Regions from separate parts of the Homo sapiens genome. Here region 2 is linked to region 1. A link is a contact called in ENCODE Hi-C or POLR2A ChIA-PET data. All regions are on one chromosome and are shown on one strand. Each heading gives the region's core, a stretch centred on a gene start or an enhancer-like site at or near the end of the contact. The rest is flanking DNA. Distances are from core to core; before and after follow the strand shown. Region 1 has its middle 35 kb from the start of LINC02210. Region 2 holds the start of LINC02210-CRHR1 (LINC02210-CRHR1 readthrough).

Region 1 (2,744 bases), core at 187-2,686:
GTCCCTTGCCAAGGCCAACTGGCTGCCGTCTGGCTGTGGGGACCACAAGGAGGGACCCACAAGCTGCTGGCGAAGTCGCTGCTTCAGTTCTGGCTTGAGCCACTCCACAGCCACCTGCTCTCCACAGAGGTGTGGCTGCCCTTCCTCCAGGGCCTTTTTGGCCATGGCAGCGGTCCAGTGCGAGCTGAATTTGAGCAGAGCGATCTGCCCGGGCGCCGGTCCGGGGCTGGGCAGCAGCCGCGCCTCCTGCAGGCCGGGACCCAGCGGCTGCAGCGCGGGCTGCAGCGCGGTGCGGGTCAGATTCGGCGGCAGGCAGTCAACGCTCAGCTCACACTTCCCGGTGCTGCGGCACAGAAGCAGCGGGCAGGACGGCCGCAGCGGGTGGTTGTGCAGCGGGCGATGGCGGCCTGCGCGCCGCGCCGCGAGCTGCAGCGGGCATATGCGAAGCCGCGGTTCAGGCCGCTGAAGGTCATCATCAGGCGGAACTCGTAGAGGCGGCCCACGCGCTGGAACAGCAGGATAGCTGGTGCTCATACACTTCCTGAGGCAGCCGCCCGATGAACACCTCTGACCCAGCCGGCGGCGGGCTGCCCACCCAGCCTGGGGGTGGCCCGCCATACTTCCTCTGCCCGTTCACCTGCACCAGGCGATGCCTGTCTGCCTGACCCACGCCTCCAGCGCCGCCTTGTTCTCTGGCTTCACCCTCTCACACCACAGCTCACAATCCCGCGTGGACTGCATGGCTCTCTATTCTCTTTTTTTTTGAGACGTAGTTTCACTCTTGTTCTCCAGGCTGGAGTGCAATGGCAGGATCTTGGCTCACCGCAACCTCCGCCTCCCGGGTTCAAGCGATTCTCCTGCCTCAGCCTCCCAAGTAGCTGGGATTACAGGCACCCGCCACCATGCCCAGGTAATTTTTGTATTTTTAGTAGAATTTAGGAGTTTCCTAAATTCTGGGGGCTTGTCTCCCTGTTCCCCCACCCCGACTAATTTCCCTCGGTCGCTGCCACTGCCCCGTCCCTTAGGTCGCTCGGGCCGCCCCACTCCGAGACTTTTTTTTCTTTCGCTGGTTCTTTCAGCTTCAGTTTCCCTAGAGGGCGGGAGGGGAATATTTGGGGGCTCTCCTGCCTTCCTCTCCGAGCCGCGGAAGGGGAGACGCAGGGAGGAGGTCCGACCGGCTTTGGGCTCCAGCCAGGGGTCCGCGGAGACTATGGTCTCCGAAGGCCTTAGACGCGGGGCATTTCGCCAGCTGCGCGTCTCTCTCAACCGCGCCACCAAGCCCGGAGTCCAGCCGCGCCTCGCTGCGCCCAGCCCCGGCGCCCCAGGCTCTCTGCCCCCGACTCAATGCTCCCGCGCTCCCCCAAGCAGCCGCTGCGCCACCTCGCCCCGTCCCAGGCTCGTAGGCTGCTCAGCTCACGTGACCGCGCTCCGTTAACGGAAGAAACGAGATGGAGGCTGAAGGCGATCCGCAGTGGGGCCCCAGCCATTCGGATTGAGCCTTCTCCCTCCAACCGCTTCCGCAGGCCGGGCCCCTCCTGCCCTGCCCCTCTGGCCTCCCCACCCGGCCCCAGCCGCCCCCACTGCGCCCATTGCGCCCGCCCCTTCCCGGCCGCTTTCCCTTCTCCCTCCGCCTCGGCTCCAACATGAGGGGCCGGCGGGGCAGGCCGACCAAGCAGCCCGCGGCTCCCTCTGCGGAGCGCTGCGCCCCGGCCCCGCCGCCGCTGCCGCTGCCCACGTCCGGACCCATCCGGGGTTCCGCTCGCGGCAACGCGGTAGCAGCCCGGGCAGGTGGGTCGCCGCCAGGCTGAGGTGGCGCCCAAGACGCGCCTGAGCTCGCCCAGGATGGGCAGCAGTAGCCGGAGAAAGCCGCCGCCGCCGGCCCCACCCCAGCACCAGCGCCCCGGCCGGGGGGAGGCGGGGGCAGCCACCTGGCCCGGACGGCTGCGGTCTGGAGGGCTGTCAACAAAGTGGTGTAGGAGGACGCCAGTTACTGCACGGAAAGCAGCGTCAGGAGCCATAGTACCTACAGCAGCACTCCAGGTACCCACTCAGCCCAGTTGCTGCAGACTCCTTCCCCACCTTCTCTGCCCTCCCCCTTTGCTCACTCGTGTGCTGTGCATCCTGCTCCGATCTCCCCCCAACCCCGCCGACCCCCAGAGGGGAAATGCGAGGGCACATCAAGTGGCAAAAAACCAGATTTATAGGAGGAAAGAGGCGCATTGTTCAAAATGGAGATTGCATTGTTGCAGTTGGCGGGCCACACTCGCTCTCTCTTCCCGCCTCCCGCCAACCTCCTCTTTTTCCTCCTCAGAATTTGTACCAGTGTAGTGTCTCCACCGGGCAAGATTGAAACTTGGGCAAACACATATCCATTGCTTTCATTTTTTCCCCTTGTTTTGGTAGTTTTCTGGAATGAAAGAAGCCTCTTGTTTTGCAAACCTCTTTTCATTTCTAATGTGGTTCCTTTCGGATTTTTATTATATATCTGTTCCTTAAAAGGGAATTAAGGATTTGGACAGATTGTGTGCCACAATCTGTTTTCACACCCCTAGCTGTGGTTTTAAAATTATGTTAAGGAAACGGATCATTTGGGTTAGTAGGGGAACCTTATCTGGTCTTGTGTGTTTGTTTTTATTCTTCGAGTGCTAACGGGCCCGTGCAACAGTTTCTGGTAAATGGCTGATTAAAAAGCAAAGCAGAAAGCCAAACAAGACCCAACGAAATTTGGTAATTCATCTGATTCA
Region 2 (3,099 bases), core at 97-2,596, 35 kb before region 1:
TTTTAGATAATGTAAAATTGCTTATCAAACAATTAGCCAAAATCCCAGAGAGAATAAAGTAATTTTCCAGGGTACTTCATAAACACTAAACGTGATTTGTTAATTAACCGTCTAAAAAAGACCCTTGCCACATTTAATTATATTTAGTAAAGTAAAACTTCTCTAATCATCCCGACTGTCCCAAGATTATGCTTAAGTTTCAGAGTCAATTCCACATGAAAAGTAAAACCTATTCTTGACTGAAGTACTAGAAACAAATAAAGGACCCTTCTTCCCCAGAGATCGTTAAAAGCAGACCGAGCAACTTAATTTTGAGGGTGGGAGGAAGGTAAATTTGCCTGGAGGCAGGAGGATGGACTAAATGACCTCTGGTAGGATCCTCGTTCAAGTCCTGGGCCTGTATACAATTCCAGCTTAACCAGTTACTGCTTCGCTTAAAATGGAGGCTTGCCCGCGTAGGGACAAAAATAACAGCACCCACTTCTTAAAAATAAATGTCGAAAAGTACCCCTTTTTAAATAAAAATAAAAAATAAACACCTCTGGAGTGGATGTGTTCTTGCTATGCGTTTGTCACTGAGGCTTCGAAGACTTGGCATCACTTTCCTTACCGCTCACCGGATTTTGGGGGAGGAGCGGGGGGCGACAGTTTGACTCTTGACCCAAGTCTCAGGCGGACTTCAGAGCCCCACAGGGGCCCCCAACTCCAGAGCCAGAGGGAGCGGAGAGGCGAGAGCCCGAGATCGCACCTCCCCCCACCGCGGACCCCAGTCCCAAACCCACCCCTCACCTCCCCGCAGTGGGGCGCCTCCTTCTGCCCCATTCCCATTGTTAGGGAGGGCAGAGCGCGGGGTGGGCTCAGGGCAGGGGCGCCCGCGGCCGCTGCCCGGCTCGCTTCAGGAGGGGCGCCCCGCGGGATGCGGCTTCCCTTCCTCTCCGCGTCGGTCCGTCCCACCTCGGCTCGGCCTGGCGCCCCGAGCTCCGCTCCGCGCCCCCGGCCGCGGCCCCGGCCCGCCCCCCGGGCAGCCAGGCCCTCAGGCCACTCGGCCGGCAGCCCGCGTCCCAGGCCTACGAGTGGGCGCTGGGCGGGCGTCCCCGTGCCCCACACACGCGTCCCCTCTCCCCCAGCCCCGCCGCTTCCAGGGCCCTCGGCGGCGCCCGCTCCCCGGGCCCCGCGGCCCCCCGCCTCCCAGCCAGGCCGCTCCCTCGAGCTCGTCGGGTCAGGGACACCTCCTCTACCTCACCATCACCCTGGCCCACTCGTGCCCCCACCCCCAGGGGCACCAGTGCCAAAGGCAGCTCCCCCAGCCCCGGACCTACCTGCACGGTTCAACCAAGCCTAGAAGTGGGGGCGGGGAATCTTCCGCCCTCCTCTGGCGCTCATTGGCCCTTCAGGGGCACATCGTGAGCGCCATTGGCTGAGCAATGGTGTCCGTCAGAGCGATGGGGCGGGACAGAAGGGGAAGAGGGATGCAGGTGCCTTGGCGTCTCTGTCTCTGTGCATCTCGTTGTCTCTGTCTCTGTCTCAGCCCTTGGAAACGAGAGGCTTTTGGCTGAGAGGACTAGAAGGGGGCCTGAGGTGGGAGGAATAGGAATAGGAATCCTGACAGAGCGTCACGCCAGTTGGCAACTCTGAACCCCCTACCTAAGTCCCCTTTAGGTTCTCTTCTCCATCACCCCCAACCCCTGCCCCTCACCCCTCGAGATTCTTTCATCCAGGAAGCGACGTGATGAAAACTCCAGGCCGGAAGGCCATAGGGAGAGATGTTATATATGTATATAAAATATACACATATAAATGTTTATATATAAACTCAACCAGATATCAGTTCACTAGGGCCTGGAAAGGAAAGGGCACACATCTCACAGACAGGGAAGGACTTGAGATAGAGCCGGTAGAAGAAGGAATCAAAAATCACTCTAAGAGCTGGCAACAGTGGTTACCTCCTGGGAGAGGAACTGAGTGCCTAGGGAACCAGTGGGCGGAAGACTTACATATCTCGGCATATCATTTGTATCCATTGATTTTTGCACCACTCATCAAGATTCCAATTTAAAGAAAAGGATTTAAATGTTTAAATAAGGTCGCAAAACCAGGGGACAGACAAGATAATTGGGCAGGAAAATTGGCGCAACATGCAGATTTGGGGAGGAATCTTAGCTTTTAATATGTTCAGTTCCCGGTAACAGGGTTTTGTAAAACCCAGTGAAGGTGTCCCAGAGGCAACTGAAGTTATGGAACTTGAGAAAGGGTAGACAATCAGGACTAGAGAAGATGCAGGGTCCTCTGCCTAAAGATAGTGATCTATGACATGCTAAAGGATAAACTCCCAAAGAAGGGTAATAAGACACCCACAGTAAAAGGTAGGAGGACGAAAAAGAATGTCAGTGAGGTAAAAGAAACAATATTAAAGAGGCATGAAAATTAAGGGAGGAAGGGTCTGTGGAAAATAGAATAATAAAACTATGAGAGAGGCCGGGCACGGTGGCTCACACCTGTAATCCCAGCACTTTGGGAGGCCAAGGTGGGTGGATCACCTGAGGTCAGGAGTTCGAGACCAGCCTGCGCAGCATGGTGAAACCCGATCTCTAATAGAAATGCAAAAAAAAAATTAGCCAAGCGTGGTGGCGCGCCTCTGTAATCCCAGCTACTGGAAAGGCTGAGGTGGGAGAATTGCTTGAACCGGGAGGCGGAGGCTGCAGTGAGCCAAGATCGCGCCACTGCACTCCAGCCTGGGCGACAGAGCGAGACCCTGTTTCAAAAAAAAAAAAAAAAAAAAAAAACTGTGAGAGCCTCATAGGTCTTACCTCTTTACCTCTTTAGGCTCTGGTAACCATGGGACAATAAGAATGAAAGCCAAGGCCGGGCACGGTGGCTCACGCCTGTAATCCCAGCATTTTGGGAGGCCAAGGTGGGCGGATCACAAGGTCAGGAGATCAAGACCATCCTGGCCAACATGGTGAAACCACGGGCATGGTGGCGCATGCCTGTAATCCCAGCTACTCGGGAGGCTGAGGCAGGAGAATTGCTTGAACCAGGGAGTCAGAGGTTCCAGTGAGCCGATATCACGCCACTGCACTCCAGCCTGGATGACAGAGT

Evidence for each region. A loop is a pair of places that touch in the nucleus more often than their neighbours do. ChIA-PET counts read pairs that join two places held with the same protein, here RNA polymerase II (POLR2A). Pooled maps may share reads with other maps.
Region 2: a loop to region 1 is called in a pooled map, with 6 times the contacts of the local background. The contact joins the promoter of LINC02210-CRHR1 here to the enhancer-like site in region 1. A Hi-C loop is called at or near these places in 5 of 50 pooled maps. POLR2A ChIA-PET finds 5 or more read pairs at or near these places in 3 of 52 experiments (A549, GM12878 and WTC11).

Annotation. Positions count from the first base shown.
Region 1 is chr17:45,583,868-45,586,611 of GRCh38, reverse strand. It overlaps the pseudogene DND1P1. Among named protein-coding and RNA genes, the nearest start is that of LINC02210, 35 kb to the left of the region's middle. RefSeq lists an enhancer at 1,317-2,261. Within about 2 kb of position 1,436, at least 39 of the 41 ENCODE cell types and tissues checked have a DNase peak (open chromatin) inside an H3K27ac peak, as active enhancers do; they include GM12878, where a contact is called at or near this core.
Region 2 is chr17:45,618,593-45,621,691 of GRCh38, reverse strand. It overlaps LINC02210-CRHR1 (LINC02210-CRHR1 readthrough), which reads right to left and starts at 1,346. Exons shown (of 15, transcript NM_001256299.3): 1 at 1,320-1,346. LINC02210 (long intergenic non-protein coding RNA 2210) reads right to left here and starts at 1,363. Exons shown (of 6, transcript NR_138260.1): 1 at 1,320-1,363. RefSeq lists an enhancer at 2,230-3,099.